Linked DNA regions of Homo sapiens: all the other regions are linked to region 3. Evidence: chromatin contacts called from ENCODE Hi-C or POLR2A ChIA-PET data. All regions are on one chromosome and are shown on one strand. Each heading gives the region's core, a stretch centred on a gene start or an enhancer-like site at or near the end of the contact. The rest is flanking DNA. Distances are from core to core; before and after follow the strand shown. Region 1 holds the start of DPH1 (diphthamide biosynthesis 1). Region 2 holds the start of HIC1 (HIC ZBTB transcriptional repressor 1). Region 3 holds the start of INPP5K (inositol polyphosphate-5-phosphatase K). Region 4 holds the start of TSR1 (TSR1 ribosome maturation factor).

What was found. Hi-C counts contacts between places; a loop is a spot of excess contacts on that map. ChIA-PET counts read pairs that join two places held with the same protein, here RNA polymerase II (POLR2A). Pooled maps may share reads with other maps.
Region 1: a pooled map shows a loop between it and region 3 (7-fold over the local background). The contact joins the promoter of DPH1 here to the promoter of INPP5K in region 3. A Hi-C loop is called at or near these places in 1 of 168 maps with a recorded cell type or tissue (naive thymus-derived CD4-positive, alpha-beta T cell) and 8 of 50 pooled maps. POLR2A ChIA-PET finds 5 or more read pairs at or near these places in 2 of 52 experiments (CD4-positive, alpha-beta T cell and HEK293).
Region 2: a pooled map shows a loop between it and region 3 (4-fold over the local background). The contact joins the promoter of HIC1 here to the promoter of INPP5K in region 3. A Hi-C loop is called at or near these places in 1 of 168 maps with a recorded cell type or tissue (naive thymus-derived CD4-positive, alpha-beta T cell) and 6 of 50 pooled maps. POLR2A ChIA-PET finds 5 or more read pairs at or near these places in 1 of 52 experiments (MCF 10A).
Region 4: a loop to region 3 is called in a pooled map, with 8 times the contacts of the local background. The contact joins the promoter of TSR1 here to the promoter of INPP5K in region 3. A Hi-C loop is called at or near these places in 6 of 50 pooled maps.

The regions. Positions count from the first base shown.
Region 1 is chr17:2,027,954-2,033,087 of GRCh38, forward strand. DPH1 (diphthamide biosynthesis 1) reads left to right here and starts at 2,200. Exons shown (of 13, transcript NM_001383.6): 1 at 2,200-2,277. The coding sequence starts at 2,217. RefSeq lists enhancers at 1,948-2,539, 2,540-3,131.
Region 2 is chr17:2,052,133-2,057,069 of GRCh38, forward strand. HIC1 (HIC ZBTB transcriptional repressor 1) reads left to right here and starts at 2,971. Exons shown (of 2, transcript NM_006497.4): 1 at 2,971-3,106; 2 at 4,539-4,937. The coding sequence starts at 4,559. RefSeq lists silencers at 1,535-2,004, 2,755-3,254, 3,395-3,444, 3,485-3,894, 3,945-4,064 and 2 more.
Region 3 is chr17:1,513,047-1,517,957 of GRCh38, forward strand. It overlaps INPP5K (inositol polyphosphate-5-phosphatase K), which reads right to left and starts at 3,566. Exons shown (of 12, transcript NM_016532.4): 1 at 3,410-3,566; 2 at 826-933; 3 at 407-515. The coding sequence starts at 3,453. PITPNA (phosphatidylinositol transfer protein alpha) reads right to left here. Exons shown (of 12, transcript NM_006224.4): 12 at 4,672-4,911. It overlaps PITPNA-AS1 (PITPNA antisense RNA 1), which reads left to right and starts at 3,873. Exons shown (of 2, transcript NR_028514.1): 1 at 3,873-4,047; 2 at 4,672-4,911. RefSeq lists a silencer at 3,652-3,951.
Region 4 is chr17:2,334,178-2,339,226 of GRCh38, forward strand. It overlaps TSR1 (TSR1 ribosome maturation factor), which reads right to left and starts at 2,280. Exons shown (of 15, transcript NM_018128.5): 1 at 2,154-2,280; 2 at 1,860-1,963; 3 at 1,334-1,553; 4 at 1,083-1,217; 5 at 295-719. The coding sequence starts at 2,250. SGSM2 (small G protein signaling modulator 2) reads left to right here and starts at 3,324. Exons shown (of 24, transcript NM_014853.3): 1 at 3,324-3,568. The coding sequence starts at 3,512. RefSeq lists an enhancer at 2,448-2,557 and silencers at 2,788-2,917, 2,948-3,257, 3,358-3,467, 3,568-3,667, 3,698-4,007.

The sequences.
Region 1 (5,134 bases), core at 950-3,449, 510 kb after region 3:
CTTCCACCTCTCCAAGCCGCCTCCCCATGACCCCCTAGCCCACAAACTCTAGCGTCTTAGGAAAAGTTGGCTGGGGCTGGGCGTGAGTGTGAGAAGCAGAGTTATTTCAGGCCTCAGGAGGGTTGGGTGCTGCCTTGGAGTCCAGCCAGGGAGTGGGGGCGAGTGAAGGCGGGTGTTGTGGTGTACTGTGGGGGTGCACTGTGCCCGCCTTCTTGTCAGGCAGTAATTACTCAGACTGCTGAGTAACTCAGGCAGGGAGACCCCCACAGACAGATGGAGGTGCCCTCAGCCCAAGCTGAATGGCAGCCCCCAATGTCCTGCACCACGGAGTCTTGGGGAAGCATTCTCACATCTGTTCTTCATGTCCAGTTCTCCTAGGCATCATCCGGCTTCCTAATGGGGGCCAGAGCAGCTCATTAGGCACAGCGGGTGCGGGGCAATGTTACTAGAGGGATGGGACTTTTGCCATCAAACAGGCCCCACCTCTGATGAGGGAAAGGTCCCAAGGGATATGGCGCCTGCTAGGGAGAAGCCATTGCTCAGTTGGAGCCAGTCCTTTCCCCTTGAAACTCCATGCTGCAGTCACAGCTAAGGCTGTCCACAGGCTGGGCAGCAGTGTCCTGAGAGAGGAGGGGCTGAGCTCCCAGAATTCAGATCTTGCACCCTGGGGATCCAGAGAAGCTGGGGGGAGATGGGAAGGTCTAGTCCGGACGCTTATCGAGTTGAGGGGAGTGTTCCTGGGACCCACATTGGTCACTTTTCTGTCTAGAGCTACCTGTCCTAAGAGTGCCGGTGGCCTGGGGGGCACAGCACTGACCCTTGGTGATGGTCCCTCAGCTGCTCACTCCCTGCCTGTCCAGCCATTCCTCCTCTCTGGGCAGCCTCCCAGGCAGGGCCTGTCTCTGGCTGCTTGTTTTTACTTCTCCCTGCACCTTAATTAGGGGTTTCCAAGCAGGGAGGGCCTCTGGGGGAGCCCGAGGACACAGAGCTGACTTAAAGGGCCAGCTGTGATCACAGCACCACCGCAGAGAGAGGAGGAGGATGCCAGGGGGCTGGGTAGACCGTCAGACCTGGAAGACCATTGTTCCACGGGACAGACTGCTGAGGGCCAGTCCTGCAGGTACTTTGCTCTTCCACAGGTCAAAGCCGTCTCACTGGCTGTCTTCTCTTTGGGGTCTCTGGGGCTCTGGCCAGTGATCAGGAGAAAGACCAGCCCTGAGGGGCAGGGCAAAGGTTGGCCAGGGTCCAGAAGGGTTAGACATCACAGTCCTCCACTGCCCACCTTCCCAGGAAAGCACCCTCAGGCTGTGGGCCTTCCCCAGAGGGGCAGTTTCTACAGGGTCTACGCAGTGGATTCTAAAGGTGATAAAGGCTGGGTGCAGTGGCTCGCGCCTGTAATCCCAGCACTTTGGGAGGCCAAAGTGGGAGGATTGCTTGAGTCCAGAGGTTCAAGACCAGCCTGAGCAAAATAGTGAAACCTTATCTCTACTAAAAAAAAAAAAAAAAAAAAAAAAAAAAATTAGCTGAACGTACGCCTGTGGTCCCGGGTACTCAGGGGGCTGAGGCAGGAAGATGAATTGAGCCCAGAAGGTTGAGACTGCTGTGAACCATGATCGCACCACTGCACTCCAGCCTGGGCGACAGACCAAGACCCTGTCTCAAAAAAAATAATTTAAAAAGCTGATAAGGGCGATCCACAAACCTGCACCAAGACTCTCAACTTGGAGCTGGGCTGGTGGTCCCTGAGTTCTGTCCTGCCGGACAGTAGAGTCCCCCTAGGTAGGGAACGTGGCCCCACACGGCGGCCGGGTGACCGACCACTGCTTACCAGGAGGGGAGACTGGCAGGGGGGGCTCAAGGAACATCTGGTGGGTGTCCCCTTCACAAGACTCGGCCTGCAGAGTTCGTGCAGGGAGTTCGCACATAGGAGAGCACCGGTCCGGGAGTGCCAGGCTCGTGCCCGGCCGGGGAGAGGAGTGGGAGACTAAGTCGCAGGGCAAGGGCAACTGCATAGTCGGGGACCTCTAGGGAATCCTGAGTCCCGGCATTCTGGGCTGGGGTGGAGCCCACTACAGCCCCGCCCCTATCTCCTCCTTTATGGCCCCGCCCAGCGGGTATCCCCCGCCCCCGCTGGCCGATCGGCGATCGATCGCAATGTCTGCGCTCTCCGCGTTCTTCCAGCGCTGTCTTTTTAGTACCACATGCGCAGGCAGGTGATGGCGGCGCTGGTCGTATCCGGGGCAGCGGAGCAGGGCGGCCGAGACGGCCCTGGCAGAGGTGGGTGCTGGAACGCTGCGCCCTCCAGACCTCGCATCTCGGGGCGGGGCCCCCAAGTTAGGGACAGGACCAACCCCCTTTAACGGCGGCGGCGCCTTTCTCCGCTAGATCCCGCTGTTAGTCGCCTTGGGCCGCTGTCACCAGCTCGGGGTCGCTGTCAGCCGGAGCCCAGGGGTACCAGTCTTTTGCAGCTTTAGGGCACGACCGAGAGCAGCCCTTAATCCTCCAATCGGAAACTACAGCCTTGTCTTGGCGGGTAGACGGATAAAATGGACTCGACGGGGAGGGAAAGGGCCAGGCCAGATGCAGCGGGCATTTTACGAGTGCGCCCTCAGGGAATGCTTTCAGGGAAGAGGCAAAAGGTTTCATTCGCCAGGCATTAACTGAGCGCCCACCGAATGCCAGGCCTGCGCTGGGTGCAGGTACTAGAATCAGAGATCTCAGTCTACTGGGGGAATGTTAATGTAAACATATCATAGCCACGTGATAAAGGAGGAGGTGCCTACTGGTCCCTGGGACACATTGAAGGGCTAATGTTAGCAGTTCCTTACACGCCAGCGACCACTAGGGACCTGTCAGAGGAGGATCTGTAATGGGCCTAGGAAGCCTAGGCTGATTGTCCAAGGCTTTTGAAACAACTGGCCAAAAACCATAGCAGTGGTAACGTTCAAATCTGATCTCAGGGCCCCAGCCTCCGCTGGACCATCCCCACCGCCGCCCACACAGTGGGTGAAGCCTCATGTCTGGGCGGGTCCCTCCTATCATAGTGTGGGGCCCTAGCAGAAGTTGTGGCACATAGCACAGTCTCAATACATATTCGTTGAATAAGTTAATTTCTTGCCTTTTCATATCCTCAGACTCTGTGGCTCCTGAAGAGATAACGGGGTTGAACTAAGCTTAATTGTCGGGGCAGGGCATAGTGGCTTACACCTTTAGTCTGAGCACTTTGGGAGGCTAAGGAGGATTGTGTGAGCCCAGGAATTCCACACCAGTCTGGGAAACATAGGGGGACCCTGTATGCACAAAAAAATAAAAAATAGCCGTGCGTGGCCGGGCACGGTGGCTTACACCTGTAATCCCAGCACTCTGGGAGGCTGAGGCGGGCGGATTACCTGAGGTCAGGAGTTTGAGACCAGCCTGGCCAACATGGTGGAAACCCTGTCTCTACTAAAAATACAAAAATTAGCCGCGTGTGGTAGCACACGCCTGTAATCCCAGCTACTCGGGAGGCTGAGGCAGGAGAATTGCTTGAGTCCGAGAGGCTGAGGTTGCAGTGAGCCGAGATTGCACCACTGCACTCCAGCCTGGCCAACAGACAGAGTGAGACTCTGTCTCAAAAAAAAAAAAAAAAAAAAAAATTAGCCCTGCGTCTTGGCACATGCCTGTGGTCCTAGCTACTGGGGAGGCTGAGGTGGGAGGATTATCGTTTGAGCCCAGGACGTCGAGGCCGCAGTGGACCATGATTGCACCCCTGCACTCCAGCCTGGGTGATGGAGTGAGACCCTGCCTTAAAAAATAATAAGATGAATTGTTTATTCAGCTTATTATTTTTTATCCTACTTAGGAGTAGGATGAGACCAGAGTAAGAGTTGCAGTTTGCTAAGGGCTACGGTTTCCCCTTTACTCCAGGAGTTGTAATTATGTGTATACCTGTCTTTTCCCCCACTAGACTGCTGGTCTCTAAGGGACAAGGTCACTTTTCTGTCCTTACTGGTACGTCCACCACCCTGACTCAAGTGTTCTTTCCATCCTTCCTGGTTTAAGAGTAAGGAGGAGCAATGGGACAGCTAAGTCAGTTAAATGTATGATGTTTATTTCCCTTTTAAATGAGGAGAGGTAAGCGTGAAAGAACGAACAGTGTGGCCACAGTCAGTGGGGTTCTGAGTCAGGAGGGCAGTCTTTTAAGTTAGTATTCATGTTTAACGGTTTGCTTATAGACCTCATATCTAGAAGCTCAAAACTTCAAGGTGTCCTCAGGAGGTGGGAGAGGGGGGACATTCTCCCAGGCTGGCTGGGCTGGCTAGACTGACTCTTAGGTTTTCCGCAGGGCTGTTCTCTATCAGGGAGCAGTATATGGACTCAGACTCATTCTTTGCCCCTTAGCCCCTGGTGTCACCTCTGTTCTCCTGAGGAAGAAGGTGAGCCATATTCTATTCATGGGCTCAAGTCTTCGATTCCCAGTGATTTCACAACATGGAAATTATACCGGTTACCTTCTGGCTTAATGAATTGTCTCTACCTTCAGGATGAATTCAGTGAGAACGAAAGCTGGGCCAACCCCCTTGGTGTCTGGATCTGGCCCTTAAACTTGGTGGAGTTAACAGCTTAGCTGGGTCTTGTTACCAAACTCAACTTGGGTCTTCCCATCCACACAAAGCAAAAGCCAAACACTGACATGGAGATTTGCAGGGAGAGAACAAGCATTTATTGTAAGGCACCAAGCAGGGAGACTGGGCAGCTAAAGCTTAAGACCTAAACTTCCTGATGGCTTACAAGCAAAGGGTTTTTATTTTATTTATTTATTTATTTTTGAGATGGTGTCTCGCTCTGTTGCCCAGGCTGGAGTGCAGCGGCGTGATCTCGGCTCACTGCAAGCTCCGCCTCCCGGGTTCACCCCATTCTCCTGCCTTAGCTGGGACTACAGGTGCCTGCCACCAGGCCCGGCTAATTTTTTGTATTTTTAGTAGAGAGTAGTATTTCCCCGTGTTAGCCAGGATGGTCTCGATCTCCTGATCTCGTGATCCGCCCGCCTCAGCCTCCCAAAGTGCTGGGATTACAGGCGTGAGCCACTGCGCCCGGCTGCAGAGGGTTTTTAAAGGCTGGGCTTCTGGGGATCTTTAAAGTGAATTAAGGGCTG
Region 2 (4,937 bases), core at 1,721-4,220, 540 kb after region 3:
CCAGAATTGGCAGGGAGAGCCCATGACTTGTGGGGCAGTTCCCCTGGTTGGGAGCGGGGAAATGCATGGTCCTGGCCCAGCCTGGCTCCATCGAGATGGAGGAAGGGTCTAAATGAGAGGAGTGTGTTCAGACGAGGAGCTGGACCAGGATGGGGAGGGCTGTGCAAGGCATGGCCGGAAGAGCGGGGCAGGGAGAGAAAGGTCGAAGAGTGAAGTGCACAGGAGGGCAAGGCGGTCCTCACCCTGCCTGGGCTGGGGCAGGGCTGTGAGACCCTCCCTTACAGAAGCAATGAGGGCTTGAGGAGGGGGTTAGGGGCCTGGGCTGGGGCAGGGCTGTGAGACCCTCCCTTACAGAAGCAATGAGGGCTTGAGGAGGGGGTTAGGGGCCTGGGCTGGGGCAGGGCTGTGAGACCCTCCCTTACAGAAGCAATGAGGGCTTGAGGATGGGGTTAGGGGCCTGGGCTGGGGCAGGGCTGTGAGACCCTCCCTTACAGAAGCAATGAGGGCTTGAGGAGGGGGTTAGGGGCCTGGGCTGGGGCAGGGCTGTGAGACCCTCCCTTACAGAAGCAATGAGGGCTTGAGGAGGGGGTTAGGGGCCTGGGCTGGGGCAGGGCTGTGAGACCCTCCCTTACAGAAGCAATGAGGGCTTGAGGAGGGGGTTAGGGGCCTGGGCTGGGGCAGGGCTGTGAGACCCTCCCTTACAGAAGCAATGAGGGCTTGAGGATGGGGTTAGGGGCCTGGGCTGGGGCAGGGCTGTGAGACCCTCCCTTACAGAAGCAATGAGGGCTTGAGGATGGGGTTAGGGGCCTGGGCTGGGGCAGGGCTGTGAGACCCTCCCTTACAGAAGCAATGAGGGCTTGAGGATGGGGTTAGGGGCCTGGGCTGGGGCAGGGCTGTGAGACCCTCCCTTACAGAAGCAATGAGGGCTTGAGGATGGGGTTAGGGGCAGTAAGTTAACTTGGGGAGCGGATGTGGGGGAACGCTGAAGAATAAAGACTGTGGGCACAGCAGACCCCTGGGGCAGGTTAGCAATGCACAGACTCCACTGCACAAGATACATGGGGCGGAGGGGCTCTTTGGAAGTCGGGGGTGGGGGATCTGACTCTATCAAAAAGAGAAAAGATAAAAGAGATGGGGTCAGAGAGGCCCTGCATAGTCTGGATTTGGCCTACTAGAGCTCCAGTTTTCTTGCCGCTAGCCTTTGTTCCAGGGATTCTGTTATTCACAAATGCCTTCCTGCTCGGTAGAAGAACTCCTATTCATCCGTCAAAGCCCAGCTCTAGGAGCACTTATGAGGAGCCTCTCCACCTCCCCTCAACACTCCGTAACTTCCACCTCAGGCCGCAGCACGTCCCTCGGGCGAGATGTCGGGGTCCGCCTTCCCTAGAGACCGGCAGCTCCGGAGGCCTCCGTTTTCCTCTTTGGGACCTCACTGCTTCTAAAGTGAGGATGCTATGGGGAGACATGGGAGAGGGAGTGGGTAAGATGGATCCAGAACATGGGGCGGACTCAGGCAGCGGCGGGAATCAGGCGGACTCGTTTGGACCGAAGCCTCCGCCAGGCACCGAAGCCGTGAAGTCGCCTGCGCAGCAAAGGGAGCCTCCGGGGGGCGCCCGAGACCTTGGTGTCGCTCGGGGGCCGCTGGTAGCCGCGCCCGCTGCCCCTCGCCCGGTGACTCAGCCGGTACCTCTGGCGGGGCCATGGGGGCCAGAGGACAGCGCGGGGGGCGGCGAGCGCGGTTGCTAAGCTCTCCAAGGCCTCGGAGGGACAGGATCTGGGCGCACCTCACCGGTTGCCATGGTAACGCAGCGCCCCAGCCCCTCGCGCTCCGCGGTGGAGGGAGGCGCAGCCAATCGGAAGCGGCGGAGTTCTCGGGGACCCCCCCCCCCCCCGCTCCACGCCGTGTGTGGGCGGGGGTCAGGAGGTGCGGGGCGGAGGCGGAGCGTGGGCCGCGGAGATCCGGCGTTCGCAGGAGGCTTGGTGCGCGGCGGGGCTGCACGGGGCCACTTCCGGAGTAGTACTGCGAGCAGCGGCGCGACAGTGCGGGGTCCCCTTTCTCCCAGAAGAGACGTCACCCACACAAACCTGACCTTCACGTGGGGCGCGGGACCTTGCGGGGTCCCAGCCGCAGGCGCCCCTGTTGTTTCCTTCGGGCGGGTGGGTTGGAGAAGAAGTCCACGCGGGATTCTTCAAAACGGCGTACAGGGGGATTCTAGGGCCCCATGGTTACTTCTTTGGACCCCCCGGAGGCGCTGTCCAGCCACTTCCAGTCGCCCTGATGACTCGTCGTGGGTTCCTTTAGGAGACCCGAAAGTTCAGGGCGGGCTGTGTGGGTAACACCTCTGCCCAGGTTCCCGGAGGGCCCTACGTGGCTGCCCCTGGAGTATCCCAGAGCGCTAGGGCTGCGGGAAGGGGCGGGTGTGCTTCTGGAAACATGAGCGCCTGTTAGTATCAGTGCCTGGATAGGGCTGGGGACAAATCAGTTTATGCCGCGCACACCGAATCCATGCGCCTGAGTGAGGGTGGGTGTGTTGGGGAGTGCGTCCAAGTGGACAGTGCCGTACAGTAATGTCTACGGGGAGTTCCAGGAGAGCTCGGCTACTCCTGCGCAGGATAACCTCTCCCCCACCACCCGAGTCCCGTGCTCGCGGGCAGGACTTTTCCGAACTGGGGCTGTGTGCCTAGAAATACGTACATGGGAGCGCTCAGCTCAAAGCCCCAGGGTTTCTGGGACTCGCGTGTCCGGGGTCGGGGTCCCAGGTGGGTACAGGTGGGAGGGCGAACCTGCGGGTAGGGTGGGCCCCTCCCCGCGGGCTCAGCATCTGTGCGCCTCCAGCTCAGGTGCGCGGGAGGAAGGCAGCGGCCTGCCGCGCAGAGCCCTGCGCGCCCGCGAGGTGGCGCCATAGCCGCAGCAGCGCCCGCCGGCCCGGGCCGCTCCAGATAAGAGTGTGCGGAAAGCGCGGCGGGGCTGAGACGCGACCAGGACGCGGGGAGGACGGACCAGCAGGACAGACCGACCGGGGGCCCGGCGGGCGGAGGGCAGCGCAGCCACGTCCCCCCTGGATCCGCCGTCAGCCGGGCCCGGGGCTTTCGACATGCCCCCCAGGTGGGTCCTCGAGCCGGGGACCGGGAGGGACGGGGGACCCGGGACAGCCCGGTCCTCGTGCGTCGGCCGCCTCGGGTGCATCTTCTGGCGCGGGTGCCCCATCGCGGCTGGCGGCTGGCGTTCAGGGCTCCGGGTGTCGTCCCTTTCGGACTCAGGACCACCGGGCCGCGGCTCCGCGCCGGGTTCACGGCGGGGTCAGCGGCCCGGGGCCGGCTCTGCCCGCACATGGGCTGGAGAGGCGAGGGGAAGGGAAGGGAAGGGGAGCTGGCGGGCGGGGCTGGCAGGGGCGCTGCCCTGGCACAGCTCGGGGCCTGGCAGCGGCGGGTGGGGCATCGGCTAAGAGCTGCCACCGCCGCGGGGAGGGGAGCCCGGCCCGCCGGGACCGCAGGTAACGGGCCGCGGGGCCCCGCGGGCCAGGAGGGGAACGGGGTCGGGCGGGCGAGCAGCGGGCAGGGGAGCTCAGGGCTCGGCTCCGGGCTCTGCCGCCGGATTTGGGGGCCGCGAGGAAGAGCTGCGAGCCGAGGGCCTGGGGCCGGCGCACTCCTCCCGCCCTGTCTGCAGTTGGAAAACTTTTCCCCAAGTTTGGGGCGGCGGAGTTCCGGGGGAGAAGGGGCCGGGGGAGCCGCGGAGGGAGGCGCCGGGCCCGCGCGTGTAGGGCCCAGGCCGAGGCCGGGACGCGGGTGGGGCGCAGGCCCGGGTCAGGGCCGCAGCCGGCTGTGCGCCGTGCCCGCCCGGGGCGCTGCCCCCTCCCTCCCCTGGGAGCTGCGTGGCTCCCCCCTCCCCCCCACCTGCTTCCTGCCTCAGCCTCCTGCCCCGATATAACGCCCTCCCCGCGCCGGGCCCGGCCTTCGCGCTCTGCCCGCCACGGCAGCCGCTGCCTCCGCTCCCCGCGCGGCCGCCGCCCGGGCCCCGACCGAGGGTTGACAGCCCCCGGCCAGGGCGGCGCCAGGGCGGGCACCGCGCTCCCCTCCTCCGTATCACTTCCCCCAACTGGGGCAACTTCTCCCGAGGCGGGAGGCGCTGGTTCCTCGGCTCCCTTTCTCCCTACTTGGGTAAAGTTCTCCGCCCTGAATGACTTTTCCTGAAGCGGACATTTTACTTAAATCGGGTAACTGTCTCCAAAAGGGTCACTGCGCCTGAACAGTTTTCTTCTCGGAAGCCCCAGCACCCAGCCAGGTGCCCTGGGGCGTGCAGGCCGCCCTGGCCTCCCCTCCACCGGCGGCCGCTCACCTCCTGCTCCTTCTCCTGGTCCGGGCGGGCCGGCCTGGGCTCCCACTCCAGAGGGCAGCCGGTCCTTCGCCGGTGCCCAGGCCGCAGGGCTGATGCCCCCGCTCAGCTGAGGGAAGGGGAAGTGGAGGGGAGAAGTGCCGGGCTGGGGCCAGGCGGCCAGGGCGCCGCACGGCTCTCACCCGGCCGGTGTGTGTCCCCGCAGGAGAGTGTGCTGGGCAGACGATGCTGGACACGATGGAGGCGCCCGGCCACTCCAGGCAGCTGCTGCTGCAGCTCAACAACCAGCGCACCAAGGGCTTCTTGTGCGACGTGATCATCGTGGTGCAGAACGCCCTCTTCCGCGCGCACAAGAACGTGCTGGCGGCCAGCAGCGCCTACCTCAAGTCCCTGGTGGTGCATGACAACCTGCTCAACCTGGACCATGACATGGTGAGCCCGGCCGTGTTCCGCCTGGTGCTGGACTTCATCTACACCGGCCGCCTGGCTGACGGCGCAGAGGCGGCTGCGGCCGCGGCCGTGGCCCCGGGGGCTGAGCCGAGCCTGGGCGCCGTGCTGGCCGCCGCCAGCTACCTGCAGATCCCCGACCTCGTGGCGCTGTGCA
Region 3 (4,911 bases), core at 2,316-4,815:
ATAAAGAGCTACTTATGATGTGTAACAACAAGTAAGCACTTGATAAATGACAGCCGTATGATTACACTCAGAGACTTCAGGATGGGCATTTGAGTAGAGACTGGTGGCTGGGGCAGCGGCCAGCACTGAGGTGATGACAAGCCCTGCTGCACCTCCCCTCAGAATCTTCCCAAGCTGAAACATATCCAGGTGTTAACCCAACCCCTGGAGACTCCAGCTCCCTCAGAAAGGCGAAGGCAGGCAGGGGCCCCGGGGTCCAGGTGGAAGGGAGGTTTAGCCCTTTAAACAAATGGGAAACAGCATGAAAGGCTGAGCAGGAGTAAGAGGAACACATCAGACCCAACAAGCAGGGGTCAGTGGAGATGTGAAAACACAGTTGTCAAGTGCCAATGAACTGGCAAGTTACCTTGATGAAGCTCAGAGGGGAAAGCACATCCATGAGGAAACTGCTCCACGAGTCATTAAAGGCAGCATCGGAAAGGAGGCTTATGATCCCAGAGTTCAATTCCTGCAAACTGACCATGCCAGCTCAGAGGCTTGGCCCCTGGCCTCCAGGCTACTTCCCCTGCCACAGATATTTGATACCATCTTCACGGACTTTCAAGGCCTGAGTTCTGATGGCCATGAGGTCTCCCTCCCCTGCCTGCTGATCTCCAGCCCCCTTTGCCGTTGCTGACCCGGGACCAGAGACATGGGACTGTCCCTGAAGCAGGCTGAAAGCTCCCAGCCTTCAGACTCCAGAGCGGAGGAGGGCAGGTCACAGTGCTTCCCACAGGGAAACCTGGGACTGGTCAGGGATGGGCGAAGGAGCCTGCAGATACCTACCCAATAACATATATGTCAAGATTGAGGTTCCGGTTGTTCAGCTGAAGCAGGTCACTGAGATCTAGAGGGGGCGCTGCCGAAGCCACGTTCCAAGTCACGACGTGTATGCTGCGGAAGGGATGCAGAGGGAAGTCATGGAGGAAGGAGGATAAGATAGTGCACGGGGTCGGCTGGGCGCAGAGGCTCACACGTTGTCATCACAGCACTTTGGGCGGCCGAGGTGGGCGGATCACCTGAGGTCGGGAGTTCGAGACAAGCCTGGCCAACATGGTGAAACCCCGTCTCTACTAAAAGTACAAAAATTAGCCCAGCATGGTGGCAGGCGCCTGTAATCCCAGCTACTCTGGAGGCTGAGGCAGGAGAATTGCTTGAACCCACGAGGCAGAGGTTGCAGTGAGCCGACATTGTGCCACTGCACTCCAGCCTGGGTGACAGAGTGAGACTCTGTCTCAAAAGAAAAAAAAAAAAGATAGTGCACGGGGTCTAGGCCTGCTTATGTCACTGCAATCTGCCACACTCATGATGGGAAATGTGGGTTTCTGTGCTGGTGGAGGGAATGGGGATACTGAACCATCAGCTGTCCGTCCTCACCTTTCTCTGCTGAAGCAAGAAATCCCCACCCCGGACTGGGTCCTCCATGCTGGCTCACAGCCACCCACACCCGGCAGCACTGGTGCTGCTGATATAGCAGAGTCGCCAAAGGGAGCCCAAGAATTTCAGGTCAGGCTAGCGAAGGGTTAGGGGGCTGAACTGCCAGGAATGTATTAATTCCATCAGCTCCTCCAGCCACCCACACCCCTCTGTCATCATCTATGGCTCAGTCGGCAACTTCTGATCCCTACTTCTCACCCCAAGTGTTCCTAAGACCACCAGGAAGATCCTAGGGATTCAGATTTCACCTTGTGATAGGCCTCAGCACTACAAGGGCAGAGGAATTTAAAAAATAAAAGAGATAACACCACCATATTCCCTTCCTCTCTCCTCCCTAGCAGATCCCTGGAGCAAGCCAATTTTGCCAAGCACTTCAGCGAGACTTTTTTTTTTTTTTTTTTTGAGACTGAGTCTCACTCTGTTGCCCAGGCTGGAGTGGACTGGGATGATCTCGGCTCATCGCAGCCTCCGCCTCCCAGGTTCCAGCAGTTCTCCTGCCTCAACCTCCCAAGTAGCTGGGATTACAGGTGTGTGCCACCACATCTGGCTAACTTTTGTATTTTTAGTAGAGACGGGGTTTCACCATGTTGGCCAGGCTGGTCCTGAACTCCTGATCTCTCAGGTGATCCGCCCGCCTCAGCCTCCCAAAGTGCTGGGATTACAGGCCTGAGCCACCGCGCCCGGCCAAGGAGTTTTTAAGTAACAGGTTTCTCGACATCTCTCTTAAGAGTCTATGCTCTATGTCTGCGTAGTATTCCGTGAAAAATAAAGAGTACTCTCTGGGGAAAAGTCATCAGTTGGATATTTTCCACCTCAGCTTACAAGTCTTAGGGAAGCAAGAAAACTAGATAAGGGGCCTCAATGACACTGGATCCAGTCAGAGGCTCAGGAAAGAGAGACCTACAGATGTCTTTAGTGGAACAGTCAGTCACAGCAGCTCTTCAAGAAGCCTCAGACTGTGCGGAGCACAGAGCGGGCAGGAGCTACAGACCCTGCAGAGACCAGGAACAGCCTAGCATGAGTCCTAGGCACACGATGAGGAGTACCTGCAGCAGCTGGAGATCTGGAATGGCAGAGGGTACAGGGGGATGGGAGAAAAGGGCAGTTAATGCCAAAACATCTCTCCTCCAACAGACCCCGTCCTTAGAGGTCGACGTTCTCAAAAGCACTTCAAGAAATTCTTGGCCAGTTTAAAGCAACTTCCTGTCCCTCCCTGTTAGCATAAACAACACTATACAGAAACCACCTTCCCAGGCACTCGGCCTGAGATTTTGAGCTTCATTTGTTTACGATCTCCCCCTGCTGTCCGACAGAGGCTTAAGGAACAAAGACCTTTTACTCAGAGACTTCTTTTCCCAGACTCACTCTAAGAGGATGGAGAGCAAAAGTCCGGATTTCTTGTTCCCACTCTCAAATCCGACGATTAGCAGCAAATCCAAGCATCGTGACTTAGACTAAGTGGGCGATTAGCGTTGTTCCCCGTGAAAGAGCAGGCAAGAGACCAGGCTAAGTCACTTCCCTAAAGGATCTTATCTCAATCTGATTTCGGATTCCCGGGGTTCACCATGGGATCAGGCAGACCTCCTGATGTATGTGCTGATGAAAAGTAGGAAAAAGATTTCTAACCGAGAGCCGAAGGGTGACGGCCTCGTTATGTCTTTAACCTCAAACAACCCCACACGGCTGTCCTCTCCAGAAAGCAACCGGGACACCTGCTGCGCCCCAGTGGGAACGAGCTTGGCGGCCTCGGCTTAGAGGGGGCGCGAGGCTCGGGCCCAACACAGCCCACCTGACACAGGCGTGGGAGAAGGCGAGAGCGCCTCTGAACCAAAGGCAGTCATGGAGGTCTGGTGCCTTGTCCACCCCCAGCCCGCAGCCCAAGGGGCGCCGATCCCCCCGAGCAGGCCTGCCTCTGCCGCCAGGGTGCCCTCACCTGAGCCTCCTGCCTTTCGGCCCGCTCAGCTTCCGCGAGCTCATGGCCGCCGTCGTCCCCGCGCGGTGGTCCGGCAGGTTCGCGTCTCCCGGCCAGCGGGTCCCGGCCAGAGCAGCCCTGCGGGCGGCCGGTCTCACGCGCCTAGCTGTCGCGGACTGTTTTTCTTCCGGACTCCGACCGTCCGCCCCGGCTTCCGTCAGAGACGCGCCCTCCGCGCACCCCGGGATCTGGGTGGTGCGGTTCGCAGAAGGAGGCGGGACTCTCCCACGAGCGCAAAGCTGCGAGAGGCTGAGCGAAGACGGGTTCGCGGACGTAAGAGGGGCGTGTCGGGCCTGTCATCAGCGCACGCGCAACACTGCCCCAGACGACGCGAGGTGTGCGGCCGCCACTAGACCCGGCCCAGCCCGCGCCCGCCGTCCGCAGCTCCCAGCGTGCCCCGCGCCAGGGGCCGTCTTCCGGCGGAAGTTGTCTCTTCGCCGCCGCCGCAGCCTCTGCCCCACTCGTGAGGGATCCGAGGGCTCCGTCCTTGTGCTGTCTTCGCCCCGGCTCCCAGGGGTCAAACGAGGGTCGGGGGTGGGGACACGCAGCCTAGCCACTGTCCTGCCTGGGATCCGGTCTCCCCCGCCCCCCGGCTGCAGGTAATCTCCCCATTCCTGCTACTGCGGGAGCGCCTCCGTTCTCCACGCCCACTTTCAGGCTTCTACTCCAAACTTATTGGATTACCTATTGCATATGGGACGTTTGGGGATTCCTGGACTCCTACAGAATTAGCCGTCAATAAATGAAACGTAGGCCGGGGCGCGGTGGCTCAATGCCTGTAATCCCAGCACTTTGGGAGGCCGAGGCGGGCGGCTCACTTGAGGTCAGGAGTTTAAGACCAGCCTGGCCTTAACATGGTGAAACCCCGTCTCTGCTAAAAACACAAAAGCTAGCTGGGCTTGATAGCGCGCGCCTGTTAATCCCAGCTACTCGGGAGGCTGAGGCAGGAGAATCGCCTGAACCCGGGAGGTGGAGGTTGCAGTGAGCCGAGATTGCGCCACTGCACCCCAGCCTGCGCGACAGAGCGAGACTTCGTTTCAAAAAAAAAAAATAATAATAATAATTAGCCGAGATGGGGTTTCGCCATGTTGGTCAGGCTGGTCTCGAACTCCTGACCTCAGCTGATCCACCCGCCTCGGCCTCCCAGAGTGCTGCGATTTCAGGTGTGAGCCACCGCGCCCGGCCTAAAACTACTTTAAATAAATGTTTTGCTTGTTTGGTAGGGTGGATAAAGAGGAAGATGTGAAGAGGAGGCAGACAAAAGCAAAAGGACATCCTGTCAGTAGGAAACGGCCGAATTACAATTCAGATGTGCAATGTTTGCATAAGTAAACTGACACGGGACTATTATATGCAGAAATCCACGTGCAAAAATTTTCAGACACACCTTTGTACCTCTTCCTAATCCTGCCCTGGTAAAATGGCGGTTATCAGTGCAAGTTTGAGGATACATACAGCTGGAA
Region 4 (5,049 bases), core at 1,030-3,529, 820 kb after region 3:
GCTATCTCAATCTTTATTTCACACATGCCATTTTGTTCCAGCCCAATTAAGTCCCTTGAGGAAAGCAACCACATCTTGAGTGTGTTCTATAAACTCAGAGCCAATCACAGTGCAGACTACCTAGAAAGTGCTGGATAAATATGTGATTTATCAACCTATTTATAACTGACTATTGCCTTACTTCAGACTAGCAGTCTCCTCATTCACCTAAGTGTACAGACTATCTTCTCTGAATTTAAGTTTCCTTCCTGTGCCAACTTTCATATGAACATGAATTAAGAATATCAGTCTTACCTCCATTGCCATGTCTGGGTCCTTTTGGGGTTTAATTCCTCTAGGATTTAAAGGGAAAGGGTCTCCGGGGGCATCTATCTGTTTCATCTGGAAATCACCATATCCAACGATATGCAGCAACCTATTGACATTCAGAGTCTGCCCTCGAACATAGCCTGAAATTTTCAAGGTGCCCACCAAGTTATTCTCTTCACTAGGAACAAAATCAACAGCATGGGCAAATAGGTAGGCCCGCCGATCTCGAAAAGCAAGATGCTGTTGCTTCTGGTTAGCCAACTGCCTAAGCAGCATCCCTGCCTCCTGTTGAGTGTCTAACAAGAGGAGTTTGTCATGCGGAAAGCGCTTCTCCACTGCTTTACTTAGCTTCTTCCTGGTATCTATTTGTTTCTTCAGTGGGAGGCCAGAAATCCCCTGGACAGCTAGTGCTGTAAGCGAAAGAGAAAACGCTTCATGACCTACTGCTTCATTACATAAAAATCCCTCTGCAGTTCACAAACAACCTAATAGCTCAGTTGCAAGCCCAGAGATCACTGGGAAGCCCAACACTGAACTACCCTGAAGGAATTTCACAGTGAAATCAAACTTCATATCCTTGTTTCTCTGGGCAAAGGACAGCCAAAAACAAAAAGACACCCTGAGTGATAATCTGTAAACAATGGATCAAGTTTAATCCATATGTGTACATCCCACCACCAGCTGAATATGATCCATCAGTTGTATTCCTGTATCAAATACCAGGCATAGTGCCTGACAAATTAAAGGTGCACAATAAATGCTAACTCACTTACTATAGGTCGGAAGGCCCTGAGCAAAGAGGCAGGAAAGACAGTAATCACCGGTGCTGTCCCAGCCTTCTAGTGGATCAAGGAGGAACAGGATGGTATCAGCTACTTTAGCCATGTCTAACACAACGTGCAGATCCCCTGCAGATAGAAGACACAGTAAGAAGAGGTGGTTGGCACCAGCACATTATTCTAAAAAAAAAAAAAAAAAATACCACTACTCAAACATAATACAAAATATTGGTGTATACTCTAACCTGGCCTTGCTGAGGTGAAAAACCACCGATGTTTCAAGCGGGGGCACAGCAGCATAAAGTTCTGGGTGTTTCCCAATTCATTCAAGTGTACTGTTCCAGTGTCCCTATCTTGAAGCAGCTGCATGGCCTCTGGCAGGGAAATTCTGCTGTGCAGGGGCACCACCAGTACCTGATGAGGAGGGCCATCCTTGCCACCCAGCTGTCTCTTCTCTGCCAGAACCTGAAAATAGAAAGATATCCGAGAACATCTCAGTGTCTCAGTACTTCACTCCAGCATTGCATTTCCACTCCCACAGATGCTCCCCCTACCCAAAACCAGCATCTCTCTAGTAAAAGACCACAGGTATGCCAGCGGGGTGGCAGGAATTCTGACCAAAGCAAAGAATGCTAGACCTGCACGCTCGACACGTGCTCTAGGGCTATGCTCTGTCCCTGGACCCTCCTCCCGGTCTCATTTTCCACTTCGAGGCATTAGCCACCTAGAACACCAGAGAAGCCGCATTCTCCCAAATCCCGCTCCTCTCACCGCCTCCTTCTTCTGCTTTCGGAGCTGGCTGGCGCGATGCCTCTGGTCGACTCTGCTGAGTTCTTTTCTCACCTTCTTGCTTAGGGTTTTCAGTGCCAGACGGCCTGAATGGCAGATTAGAAGGGGCTGGTGTGATCGGCCCCACAAGGTCAAGAAAAGGGACTCCTCTCCGCCCACCTTAGAAAGGGCCTTTCGCGTGGAGCCCAGACGGGAGACAGAAGCTCAGTCTGGGCATGAGGAAAAAGAGTTAATAACGGCCAAATAGCCCTTATTCCTTCTACGTTATCTCCTTACCCTTGCCGTCCCGCTGTGCAGATCCCCGACCCCGATGCCGTCCGCCTTTATGAGCTTTATTCTGCTGCTTGAGCGGGCCGGGGCGGTGGGCCGCCATGCCGCAGCGCGCGTGTACGGAGTCAGCACTGCTTCCGGGCCAGGACAAGCGCTTCCGGTCCCCTCCAAGGGGGCGGGCCCTCCAGGGAGCGGGACTCCCTGCGCCCTCTCGCGAAGGTCTTTTCCAGCAGCTCGTGAGAGCGCCGTGTTAGCGGGTTCGCCAAGCCGCGCTGGGAACTTTTCCCACTTCGCAGTGTGTGGTTGGGGGCTTGAAGGCGCCGGATGTAGACTGTCGAGGCTCGGGCTGTTGGTCTAGCAGGGCTGTTTGTACCCCTTGCATTGTCATTTTTTTGCGCTATAAAGCTGCATCACGTAGAAGCATGTTGACTGGAAGGCTCCATTCGTGCCGAAAAGGCCTAAGCCCTTCCTGTCACCTAGATTCGGGCACGTTGCTCTTCCGTTTGCAACGGCATGTTCTTTATCACTCTGAGCAACCTTTCTTCTCCCTCGATTCCCTAGCGAGGCTTGGGAATCGCGTGGAAGACACTTCTCTCACCTTGCCCGGTTCCGTACCAGCTCAAGCCCGTCCCTGTTACTCCAACCTGCGCCCCGCCTCCCACGGAGCGGCCGGGAAGGACCTTGTGGGACGTGGCGACCCGGCAAGGGGGACTGGCCGCGACCCTCCGGCCGTCGGGCTCGGGCGGCTGCGCTCCCACTAATCTTCCCAGAAACTTGACAACTGCACGGCGACGGCCGGACGGGGATTCAGAGGGGTCACGGGGCCAGGCTGCACCGGCTTCGCCGTGGGCAGGCTCGGACCGCAGGGGACCCCATGCCCGAGCCCCGGCCCTTTCCGTCCCGTCGGGAGAGGGAGCAGGCAGAAGTCAGGGGAGCTTCAGCGGGACCGAGGCTCGCTCTCAGCCGCGGGGCCGCGGGCTCCAGGGCCAGCGCTCACAATGCGGCTTCGCGCCCTCCATGCGGGAGCGGGTGCGTTGCCATGACAGCGACCCCCGTGGCGCGCGCCCGGGTCTGCCGCCCCTAGGCGCGCACGGCCTCTCCCCGCCCCGATCCCCCGTCGCTGTGCGCAACCCCCCTCCGGCTGTGGGAAGGGGCCGGGCCTGCCGCCTGACGTCTGTGCGGGGCTCGGAAGATGGCTGCGGAGCCGAGCACCGGGCAGTGGCTGCGGCGGCGGCGGCGGCGGCGGGCCGGGAGCGCGGCGGGCGGGGGCTCCGCCTTGCGCGTGGGGCGCTGAGCCGAGAGGCGCGGAGGCGGCGAGGGCGCGGGGGCTCTGAGGACCGCTCGGCGCCGCCTCCTGCCACACCATGGGCAGCGCAGAGGACGCAGTCAAAGAGAAACTGCTGTGGAACGTGAAGAAGGAGGTAAAGTCGAGTCAAGAACCCCGGGGGGCTCGCGCCCTGGCCCGCGCGGCCCAGGGGGCAGAAAGGTCCGCGCCCACCCCCCGGCGCGGGCACCCGGGCCGAACCTGGGCCGGGCGGGGCGGGTCCTGGACGGGCTGCGCCTCCTTCCCCTTTCTCGGATGGGGGAGGGCAGCGCCCCTCTGCCCGGGGGACCCGGCCGGCGCTCCCGGCTTGTTTGCTTCGCAGCCCCGCAGCTCCCCGCCCAGTGACGGCAGCGGCGCTGGGAGCCCAAGGCCGGGGGAGGGGTGGCGGCGATGGCGGGGATGGCTGGATCCGGAGCTGCCCATTCAGTGCCCGCGCCGCCAGGGGAGGGGGCGGGGCCCCGCGCGAGCTCCCGCGGCGCAGGTGGGTGTCGTGCGGGCCGAGCTTCCCCACGTCCTAAGTGGGTGTCGTGCGGGCTGAGCTCCCCCTTGTCCGACGTCCGCTGTGCCTCCAGCTACGGAGTGATCGCTGCCGGAGGGGTGCGCCGCACACCTCAGTTTCTCCCTCCACGCCCACCTCCTTAGCCAGGGACCAGGGGCTTGTTTGGAATGGTTTTTAACACTCGGAAGTTTTTCCCTTTTGAGGGAAGCCCCCCTACTTCAGAAAGAGAAGTAGTCCTTCCCTCTACTAACTCCGTTTACCTTGACCCTGCCCAAAAGCCCATTTCCATTTCGGGTGGGGGGCAGTGACCATGTGAATGACTCACTCCCATATGAGAGCTGGAGAGCTCCAACCCACAGCGCAGCTTAGAATACATTGGGCCTCCTTCCCCTGCCTGCCTCTGTGGCTGTTGTCTGCCTGGTAAGTAAACTCCACCAGGGCAGGAGACCCTCTGTTTTGTCCACTGCCTTGTATCCAGTGCCTGGCATACTGTAGGCACTCCGTGACTGTTTGGTAAATAAATGTGCTGATTTTGGAGACTTCGAGGCCTGGTGTTTGGAAAGCATACATTTTGGAATAGTCTGGACCTAATTCTGTGTGACCTTGAGTCTCTATGCCGTCTCCCTAATATATATATATATAACCTCACGCCTGTAATCCCAGCACGTTGGGAGGCCTAGGTGGGTGGATCACCTGAGCTCAGGAGTTCGAGATCAGCCTGGCCAATATAGTGAAACCCCGTCTCTACTAAAAATACCAAAATAAGCCAGGGGTGGTGGTGCGTGCCTGTAATCCCAGCTACCCGGGAGACTGAGGCAGGAGAATCGCTGGAACCTGGGAGGTGGAGATTGCAGTGAGCCGATATTGTGCCACTGCACTCCAGCCTGGGCGACAGAGTGAGACTCCGTCTCAAAAAAAAAAAAGTTTACCTTAGCTGAGCCGTAATTAGAGTTTCAGGGTTGGGGAAGCGTCTGGACTCTCATAACATCCTGGAAAGTGGACAGGCGCGGTGGCTTACGCCTGTAATCCCAGCACTTTGGGAGGCTGAGGCGGGTAGATCACGAGGTCAGGAGTTCCAG